2 separate regions of the Homo sapiens genome follow, and region 2 is linked to region 1. The links are chromatin loops, found by intact Hi-C in ENCODE. Cell type or tissue: endothelial cell of umbilical vein. All regions are shown on one strand. Each heading gives the region's core, and the rest is flanking DNA. Links, peaks and the distances in the headings are about the cores only. Region 1 overlaps LOC105374690 (a long non-coding RNA gene). Region 2 overlaps MIR217HG (MIR217 host gene).

Region 1 (5,386 bases), core at 291-5,290:
CCAGGGTGCCCACCACAGCAGCAGGCACATAGTAGGCCGTCAGGATTTTCTGAATGAGTAAATGATGGCACAGTTACGAACCCTCACTGGGTGCTTGGATTGGTTGCTTCCTTTCCCAGGTGTTTATTATACAATAACCTTTTAAGACTTAGGGCTATTACCCTATTATCTTAGGATTTCACCCAGCATCTACACCAAGCTCACTAACTTGCAATGTGCAGAATATGCCTTATTCTGTCTCGCTCTCGCTCTCTCTTTTAGGAAAAGTTTCAAAAGAGAAACACATTTTCCCATTCCTGGATTTGCAGCCCCTTGCCATGGCTCACAGTGCAAGTTCTCTCATAGGCTGGGGTGTTCTGTATCTGCACCAGGAGGACTGACCTCCCAAAGGAACTCTGGAGGCCCAGTAATTGAGCAGCTCTGCTCTCAAGCTCCAGATCAGATGGCCTGAGGATAAATTGTGTGCCGCCTTCCTTTCCCCTTATTACAGGGAACGTAAACAAATACTTTCATCTCTCTCTCTCTGAGGTTCCTAATACCTAAATAAGATAGTGCCTAAAACCATAGTTACTGTATAGATTAAATGAGATAATATATGTAAAATATTGAATGTAGGAAGCATTCTAATGTGTAGCTGTTACTAGCTGACATGGCTTTTTTTCAGTCTGAACTTCCATTCCCTTTTATTAACATTTGTTCTATGCTTTCAATTCGAAAATCATTCTTTGTTGCAAAAAATGAAGATGAACAGAAGTAAAGGAGCGCATTTATATTATTGGTCAGCATGCAAGAATCTCTCCAAAGAAGCAGGCCCGTTCCCTACCCCCTCTTGTGGGGATTACTCTAAAAATAATTTTCTGAGTTTTGTTGCCCCGAGCATTTCTTACAAGCTCATGGAAATGAGAGGCTATATAATACTGTTCTCATAAGCCTTCCTCTTATCACTGGCCAAGCACTCCTTCCTGTTTCTTTTCTAAGTATTCGCTGGAAATCAGAGTTCAACAGAGAAAAACATGTGTAGCCGCCCTGGCTTCCCTAAGCACCCATTTAATTACTGCTTGTGTTAGGCCGTTCTTGCTTTGCTATAAAGGAACACAGGAGACTGGGTAATTTATAAAGAAAAGAGGTTTCATTGGCTCACAATTCTGCAGACTGTACAGGAAGCATGGCAGATGCTTGGCTTCTGAGGAGGCCTCAGGGACCTTACACTTATGGTAGAAGGCAAAGGAGGAGCCGACATATCACATGGTGAGAGCAGGGGCAAGAGAGAGAGAGTGGAAGGTGCCACACACTTTTTATTTATTTTATTATTTATTTATTGAGACAGTATCCCTCTGTCACCCAGGCTCACACTTTTAAACAACTGGATCTCATACGAACTCACTCATCACCAAGGGGATGGCACTAAGCAATTCATGAGGGATACACCCCCATGATTCAAACTCCTCCCACCAGGTCCCACCTCCAACACTGGGATTACATTTCAACCTGAGGTTTGGCAGGGACACAGATCCAAACCGTATCACTCCTTATTGGGTGTATTTGCAGTTGTGGAGTCAGAGCACTGTGGTTTTGAGAGCTCCCCATCCTTCACGCACACTCTTCCCTCTAAGTGCCCACTTTGCTCTGAATGCTAGAACCCAGGTCTATGCCTCACCAGTCCCATCTTTCTTCCCTGATATTACTGCCTTGGGAAGCCATGATCAATTCTCATAATGTTCTTCCCACTCATCACCCTCTCTTGGTTAGAATTAGATCTAAGCCAGGCCTGGTGGCTCACGCCTGTAATCCCAGCACTTTTGGAGGCCGAGGCAGGCGGATCACGAGGTCAGGAGATCGAGATCACCCTGGCTAACAAGGTGAAACCCCGTCTCTACTAAAAAATACAAAAAATTAGCTAGGTGTGGTGACATGCACCTATAGTCCCAGCTACTTGGGAGGCTGAGGCTGGAGAATCGCTTGAATCTGGGAGGCGGAGGTTGCAGTGAGCCGAGATCGCGCCACTGCACTCCAGCCTGGGCAACAGTGGGAGACTCCATCTCAAAAAAAAAAAAAAGAATTAGATCTAAAGCAGCAGTTCTGCTGGTTACTTTCTAAATAAGCAGGTAAACAGCAAATAATCAGAGAAAATCCTATTGTCCTGAAGGCGTCTGTGGGAACTTACAGTACAAATGAATAAACATCACTTCCCATGCAAAGGAGCAACGCTAATTATGAGGCTTTCTAACAATCTGTCAAGTCAGCCAGAGAGGTGTTCTGTTTGGCCCTGGATAACTTCTTGGTGACCTTTATATCATTATGTTTTGCCAAATGGCTACTTCATCTAAGTGAGGACCATCTTGGTGAGGAGAGGATATAAATGTCCGCATTACCTAACTGGAGAGAGTTGATGAATCCCTTCTCCTCTCTGAGCCCGTTTCTCATCTGTAACATGAGGGTGTTGAACTGGTTGGTCTCAAAGATCTCAGCCATTTGAAAGTTTTCGGATTTTAAGTATAAACAGAGGGTTTCTTTTGATATCTAGTGTCTGTGCTAGTGTTAAAACAAAGTAGTATATCAAAGAAGCATATTTGAGTTCAAATAAAATTTTTCTAGTCTTATGCAAAATGTAAACTTCCCATCTTTTTTCATGTTTTCTTTTACATCATCTTCATCACATTCTTTTTTGCAGTGGGAACGCCTATCAATTCTGTTTTTTAATCTATGTTCTATTTCCCCAGTAGATGGCACCCCATTACAACTTTCAATTACTTTCTGACTACAAATTCAGTGCAACCAGCCCAGAAAATCAATGCAGACTGAAGAGAATGTGGGAGTATTTGTTCATCAAAAACAGATAAATAAGCAAAAATTTACACTGGGCACCTAACATATGCATCTATTTTTTTAAAATTTAAACCTCTAATTTAAAATTTAAATTAAAATTTAGAAAAATCTAAATTAAATTTAAACATTTTTCTAGTTTAAATTTTAGAAAAATTGATGCATATTTTTGATGCATGCCTAATATAAAGTTTAGAAAATTTAAATTTAAATTAGGTTCTAAAATAAGGTATAAGAAAGTAATTAGAATGTTTTTATACAAACATGTCAGACTACCATGTGTTAGCCTGAGTGCTACCCCTCAAAATGACAAATGTTTGAGATTATGGATGATCAAGTTGATTCATTTACATTGCTATTTTTAAAAACATTTAGAAAACCATTTTCTGGAAAAAACTCCCAGGATCAATTTCTGGCTTATATGACAAAACCTGTCTCGATGCCTCCTTTCTGACAATTCCTCCTCTGTAGCATCCAATTCCTTGATAATCCTTACATTCAAGAAAATTTTTCCCTTCTTGGAAAGGCTATTTTCAAACATTCTATACTTAATGAAGTTTGGCCATCTACTTTTAAGTATTTTGGACAGAATACAACTCAGTGACTTATAACCATAGTTTCAGCCCACGTGTTCTGTCTCTGCTGGCTTCCTTTGCCACGATGAGTAGAACATGCCCCGTGTTACAGGTAAATTAATTCTGGTACACTGGTAAGCAAAGAAACCAGTAACTGAGATGGGAAAGGACCCTAGCATTGGGAATTATGAGCCCTAACAAATTTTAATTTACCTTCTGAGAAAAGTAAGAAGGTGAGCAAATATCTTGCCAGTCTCTCATGAAGAACTAGCCCCTGCTTCAAGCCTGGCAGTGAGTTAGGAACTCCAGTCCTACTTATACAGGGTCCAGGATTGGGCTTGCTGCCCTTAGCCCAGGTGCAGCATTCCTGGGAAAGAAGTACCCACCTGAGATCCTTGGAGCAAGAAAGAATCACCCTCCAATCTCTACGTGAATGCATTCTTATTCCCCTACTGGAAGGAAAGCCCTGCCCTGAACTGTTTCTCAGGTGAATCCACCCTTGTTCTTTAAATATTACCGGCACACCCTCCATCTACAGTGCACTGAGGGAATGAACAAACATGCAGCACCCAGCCCAAACAGTAGTCCCCATCTCAAATCTAATTAACCTGTCCATGACTGCTCTCATCTCCTCACATGTTGAGTTCCATGACCTTTATACCCCCACTCTTGAAATCTACCTCAAGCCCTGCTTACTATGGTGACCTTCCTTCCCCACTGACGCTAGATTCCATACGCTTCTGAGTTTGGGTACCCTGGCTTCTCCAGATAAGAGACGGGCCTCCGCAGCCCCTATCCCCACCTTTCCTAGCTCTCTGATCTCTGCTGGGAGAAAGGATTAACACTTGGTTCTGATCCCCTCATTTCTCACAGCTGACATCTTGAATGGTAGAGAACTTCAATGAGTTTGGCATTATACTCTAAAGCCACTATTAACCCTGAAGATCAGTTGCATGATCTTCTAGACTTCCAGGTACATGAGCAATTTAATTTCCTAGTTGCTTAATCCAGTTTGAATTGGGTCTTCAACTCCCTCTGGTGGTAGAATCCTCACCCACAGGCCACCACACAAAGCTAGAGCTCTGAAGTTTGGCTAGTTTACAGGCACAGCTTAGTGGCTTCCCAAGCACGTAAGAATATATAAGAATGCATGTTTTAATTGTGGGGGACCTATGCCATCTGACTCCCAGGTTGGGTTTCCCTGGGGAAGTCCTCACTTACTCTGAAAGACTTTAATCTTAACCTCTAATATGTTTTCTCCACAGACTGAAAATCCTCTATCATGAGAATTTGCCGAATACAATGACAATGACAATTCAGTCAATAGCCTATATTTCTATAGTACTATTTAAGTTTTTCTTTTTCCTAATACTTATTGAATATTTACTATGTGCTTGTCCCTATTCTAAGCACCTTTCTTATATTACCTTAATACTTAAAACAACTCTATGAGGTTGATAATTATTATCCCCATTCTTTAGAAGAAAAGATTGTCATATGGCATCTCATATGCTCCAAGCCAGAGAGAACAACAGATATTCATCTCTCAGATTCATCTACACAAGTTTGTGAATCAAATGAGCCTGTTGGGCCCATAGAGAGGAATCAGGGTGACTTCAGCGGCCCAGACATGTTTGTTATTTTTTTCAGGAGATAAAGCACCCAAGAGGATTGTTAGACCTGTCAGAAAAATATAACCCAGAATCACACAGAAATCTCAAATCTGAACTTTTAGGAGTTTAATTGGTAACACATGGTTAAGAGCCAGCTTCCAAACACACTTAAGATTACAGAAGAGAAAGGATCTAGAGATGTACGTGACATCTGAGATAGGCCAACTGCGATCTTGCAGTAGGGTGACCCACTGTCCCAGTTTGCCTATGATTGAGGGGTTTCCCAGGCCATAGGACTTTCAGTGCTAATGATAGGAAGGTATTCAGCCTTAGCCTTGACCCCACACCTAATCCACTCCCCAGTTATTTATCTGG
Region 2 (5,386 bases), core at 236-5,235, 170 kb after region 1:
CAGAGGCATTTGACTTCATTTCTTTCTTTTTACTTTTAAAGCTTCAATTAAGTCTTTCATATTTTAATGTGATTTTTAAAACAAAATTAGGTGCTTAACATCGTAGAAGCATAAGGCCTTGAGGAAGCTACTTATACATGAAGAGATTTTAGTCAGAGAGAACTAGGAGAAAATTTCATCATAGCAATATAACCCAGTGTCACATGTATCAAGTCCAATTTTCAATTCATAAATAAGCCTCCCCCTCCCTTCCTCCAAAAACGTCCACCCCAAGCTAATTACAGAAGAAAAAGGAACATGAACACCAGCCAGAAAAGATTCACAGTTGCCACTCTTTAGTTGCTACTTTAATGGGAAACACATGTGCAAGATACCACCCAGGAGACAACTGACCAATGTGCTCTGAAAAATGGAATGTCACAAAAATGAGCCACACAAGATGGCTTACTCTATTGAATAGGCTGAACACATAAAAATGTTTGATACCATTTTGTTCTTATATAAATATGGGGAGGTCCTGAGATGAGATGCTGAGACAGAAATTAATTTGTAGCAACAAAGTTGAAAGGCAATGATTTAAATTAGCCCTCGCTTCTTATCTCATCCACATGCCCCACAATAGTTGACCATCATATTTGGAAAGTACTTAGCAAAGTTTACATGAGGAGAAATCCTGCAAAGAAATTGGAAGAAACGACAGAGTGGCGATTGTTCTTATTAAATAACAACACTAACACTCATTAGCTACCATCACTACAAGTAGCCAGTTCTGTTCTGAGTGCTGTATGCACAGCATCTCATTATATCCATAATTTACAGGGTAGAATTATCTCCACTGTATTAGTCAGCTAGAATTGCCATAAAAAAATACCATAGACTGAGTGGCTTAAACAACAGAAATTTATTTCTCATGGTTTTGGAAGCCAGAAAGTATGAGATCAAGGTGCCAGCTGATTTGGTTCCTGGTAAGGGTTCTCTTCCCGGCTTGCAAACGACCACCTCCTCGCTGTGTCCTCACATGGTGGAGGGGTGGGGGTGGTACGGAGAGAGATAGGGCGAAAGGGAGAGTGACAGAGCTCTCAGGTGTTTCTTCTGATAAGGGCACTAATCCCATCATGAGGTCCCCATCCTCATGACTTCATTTAACCCCAATTATCTCCTAAAGGCCTCATTTCAAAATACCAATACAGTAGGCTTTAGGGCTTCCACTCATGAATTGTCAGGGAGAGTCAGGGAGGAACAGTTAAGTTAATAGCATCCACTTTACAAATAAATGATGTTTCAAGAGAACAAGGAGTTCACAACAGCTCACTCTGTTGGCAATCAGCAGAGTTTGAACTTGAACCCAAGAGTATCAGACTCTAAGAGAAAAATATCTACTATTTATTGACTGCCCACTAAGTGTCAGGTGTATCTATACAACATCTCTATTCTCTATGGGAAATCAAGTTTTTCCCATTATTCTTCCGAGTTGTAGATATGGAAACTCTAGCCCCAAATACTTAACCAGCTATTCACAACCTACCATCTAAGCGTAACATACTGCATAAAATTTATCCTAGTGCTTATCAAAGTGAGGCCCCCATCATTACCTGGGAGCTAATTAGAAATGCACATTTTGGGACCAAACAGCAGACCTACCTAATCAGGAACTCTATGGTGGTGTCCACAATCTGTGTGTTAACATACCTTCTAGGTAAATCTGATCCATGATAAATTTTGAGAACCACTCGTTTGTTCTATAAATTTATTAAAATAACTAGTACTTTCAAAACTCGATAATAAGTGGTATATCCAGAATTCATATACAGGTCTGTTTGGTTCTAAAGCCTGTGGCTTTCTGCTATACTATACTTCTTCCATCCCAGCTTTACAAAGGGAAGATCTGTGATTGCAGAGCCCAGTTCTGAATTCTGCTTTGCTGCTGTAATTCCGATCAGTTCTCCTACCTATAAAAATGTGATACAGGGAAATGTCCAAGGATAATCCCTGAGAATTCATAACGCTGCTTAATACTAACCAAGAAACACCTTTGGTTCAAACTAGAAACCAAGCTTTGTGAAACTTTTATTTGGGCCGGACAATTTTGTGTTCCATTTAGTGTAAATGAGAAACAATCCAGTATACGGAAACAGTAAGTATGGAACAAAGTTACCTCTTTTAAAAAGAAAAAAAATAATTTTATCCCTCTTTGACTGTTTTTAATCATGTTTAATCCATCTAATTGATCATTGCTTTATCTACATGTTTTCGCTGTATAATTACACCATTTTCTCCCTCCAAGGAACAAGACCATATTATATCCCTTTATACAATCTTGATAATTTACACAAAGGAATAAAAATCTGCTTATAATAAAATGGAGATTTCTATTTCTAATTTTTGGAGTGGTAAATGAAGGTATCTGATCTCACACCAAGTGCCTTTTAAAATCATTCGCAAAATAAAAGCACTTTGAAAAGGGTTATTTCCAGTGCAAATATAGTCACCTGCTCTTGTGATCAATAAACCTCTAAAACATTATACTAATATTTACAGTATTAATGAACATGTGCACAAAGCCTTTTTACACGTGGTAAAACTCATTTAATCATCACACACATGTGAGGTAGCTTTTGGGATTATTCCCATTTCACAGATGAGGAAAATGAGAATCAGGGAGGGTAAGTAACTTGCCAGAGCTCCTTCAGCCAGGAAGTACAGGACTCTAGATATTAAGCTTATTAAAGAGCTCTTGCTGAACATTGATTCAGACACTGACACTTGGCTCTGGATGGATGGGCTCAGTGTTGCTCTGCATCTGGATTACTTCCAAAGGTCCATCTGTGAGCCTGCCTGACCCCCGGGATGGGGCGGCGCAGCCTTTGCAGCCTTGGCACTCCATCTGGAGAGACTGAAAGGGAACAGCAAGGTGGTGACTCAGTGGCCTTGACTGTCCCTCAGTCTCCTGGGAGACAGAGAGCAAAGTGATAAAGTGACAGAGTGGGAACTGTAGTTCTCGTTTCTCTATTTGTTTTCCACTTGATTCTTAAAAACAGACCTATTAATCATTTAGTTCATGACTGGTAATTCCACTGACTCCCAACACATTTGAGTCAATGAAGCAAAAACTAGAAAGTTGTGTGTTCAAACTTCTCAGATGGGAGAAGAATTAAAATCCTTTGAAAACATTTCACCGGCCAGCAGAAAGACTCACATGTTTTTCTGCTTCAGAGTTGTAGATGGATGTGACTTAAGCCCTAACTGGGAAAAACTTTGTGTGATTTATAACAGCAGATAGATATTCTGAGTAAGCTTCTCATACTCTTTTATTCCACCTACCAAAAACAAAAGCTGTTTTCAGCAGAGCCCAATGAGGTGAAAAGGGCTTTCCAAGGAAACTGTTGCGTGTGCTTCTTGATTCTGTCCTGATTTGGGAAGTTCATCTAAGCTGAAATTACTTTGTGGAGCTGACAGGAAGTTTGTCCAATGACTTTTGCCTTTCACAGCCCTGCTCTCCTTATCTCTACAGACACGCTTCCCACTTTCTTTCTTTTCTGGCTCCCTTCCTCCTTCCCTTCACACACACCTTCACACCTCCCATCTACTCTGATTGTATTAATTGATACCATAAAGAACACTGTTATAAAGGGAGGCACAAGTGTTGTAATATTTGAGGGGCTTTTAGTGCAGGAATTAAAGGCTAATACTTGGCCTGGCCAGACCTATCATTGCATGCTATGTCCAGACTCTCCAAAACTGTGAGAGCCTACTTTGAGTCCCTCTTTCATATCTTTGTAGCATTTGAGTTCACTGAATATGTTGGGAGCTTCAGATAGAAAAGGACCCTATCCCTCCCCTCAGGGAGCTGATGCTTGCCCAGCAGGGACAGTAGGTTAATGAGGAGCAAAGCTCTCCCTAGTTAATCTGGCTCCAAGTGTAGTGTGATGGGTCCCCTACCAGGTTACTTAAGGGTATATGTCCACTGCCTGAACCTTAAAGGCCAGGTGGTGAGCTAAGGCTGTCGTGCCCAGCCGAGGAGCAGGTGTCTCTGAGAACACAAACATACCAAGGAAAACAGTCCCATCACACAGGCACAGTAGGCAAAGAGCCAAATAATTAGCTTAAATGAGAGATGGGAAGTGGGATGAATCTCTAGAGCTGTCCTGCTGCTGCCCAGGAGTGCTCTGTAAGTAAGTCTTAATAAACCCATCTACTCACCAAGCTGGACTTGTCCAAAACATTTTGGTCTCCTGATACCTTCCCAGTTTGGGGGGTGGGTGGTGGGGAGGAAACATTACAGTCCTAAGTTTTTCTCATAACACCAAGTGGATTCATTTAGAAGGCAATTTCCTAGCAAACATCAAATTCACAGCTCTCCCTGGATCAAGAGTGGTAAGCTTTCTAGTAAAATGATCTGTTTGGAATCAGATCTACTTAAGTCTAAATCCCTTTTCTGCCTTGGACAAGTCACTGAATCTCATTGAGCCTCAGTTCTCTCTACTATAAAATGCAAATGACATCTAACTCAAGACTCTACATGAGGATTAAATGAGGAAATGTTATACAAAGCACATGGCATAATTCCTGGCAAACAGGAGATACTCAATAAAGGGTAGTTTCCCTTCTTCTTCCTTCTCTCTTCCCAGACCTCACAAGAAGAGGAGTGTGGCCTCTTAGTGAGATGATATAAAAGAGACTCTAACAATATTAAACACTTCAGTAGCACCTACTACATCCCAGGCACTATTCTAAGCACATCTGTATTTCAGCTCATATAAGTCTTCCCTAAAACCCAATAAGATAAGAGCTATTATCATCTCTACTTCATAAATGAGATAGCAGGTAACTTTCTGAAGTCACACAGTTAGAATGTATGTGATGCGGCTATGATTTGATCCCAGTTTATCTAGCTCTTAACTATCACATTATTAGGAAACAGATAGTGAGAGAGGTGCTAACTGTATCTGGAACTCAAGTACACAAAACAAGCAGTCCTCAGACAATGAGCTCTGTTTGATTTGCACAGTGTTTTAAAAATCAAGTCTATATTTCTGACTGCTCTCAAAAAAGTTGGAAGATCTGGCACTAGGCAGCTCACATACTGATGTGGCAACAAGCCTTTGACTGGTGGCTGCTGTCTGGACTGAGGTCCCCAGTTCACCAGTCTCCAGTACTCACAGTCGTATTACAGGGCCGGCTTCACTTTTGACCTGCACATACATTTGAGCTTGTCGTCCAGAATTAGGTAATGATGCTAAACCGTAAAGACACAAGAATCGTGTTCAATAACGTGCACCCAATGGTTAAAATGTTTGAATTAAATGAAGGAAAAAAATGAACGTAGGAAAGAGGTCTGCGTGAAAAGCAATCAACAACCAGGTTCAAACACAACCACGCAGAAAAT

The links. Peaks named below come from ENCODE experiments on the same cell type or tissue, not always from the same donor. Only the 100,000 strongest peaks of a DNase experiment are listed, where the experiment ranks them.
Region 2: a loop joins it to region 1, with 11 times the contacts of the local background. A loop is called at or near these places in 5 of 110 quality-filtered maps.

The regions. Positions count from the first base shown.
Region 1 is chr2:56,129,697-56,135,082 of GRCh38, reverse strand. The region is part of intron 5 of LOC105374690 (a long non-coding RNA gene); the gene reads right to left. Among named protein-coding and RNA genes, the nearest start is that of LINC01813, 42 kb to the right of the region's middle. In endothelial cell of umbilical vein, for the core only: CTCF peaks have their summits at 2,703 (motif pointing right) and 4,454 (motif pointing left); DNase peaks (open chromatin) are centred at 1,002, 2,732 and 4,442; H3K27ac peaks cover 931 bases.
Region 2 is chr2:55,964,120-55,969,505 of GRCh38, reverse strand. The region is part of intron 2 of MIR217HG (MIR217 host gene); the gene reads left to right. The region is part of intron 3 of LOC105374690 (a long non-coding RNA gene); the gene reads right to left. Among named protein-coding and RNA genes, the nearest start is that of MIR217, 16 kb to the left of the region's middle. In endothelial cell of umbilical vein, for the core only: a CTCF peak has its summit at 2,870; DNase peaks (open chromatin) are centred at 2,975, 3,315, 4,075 and 4,755; H3K27ac peaks cover 4,190 bases.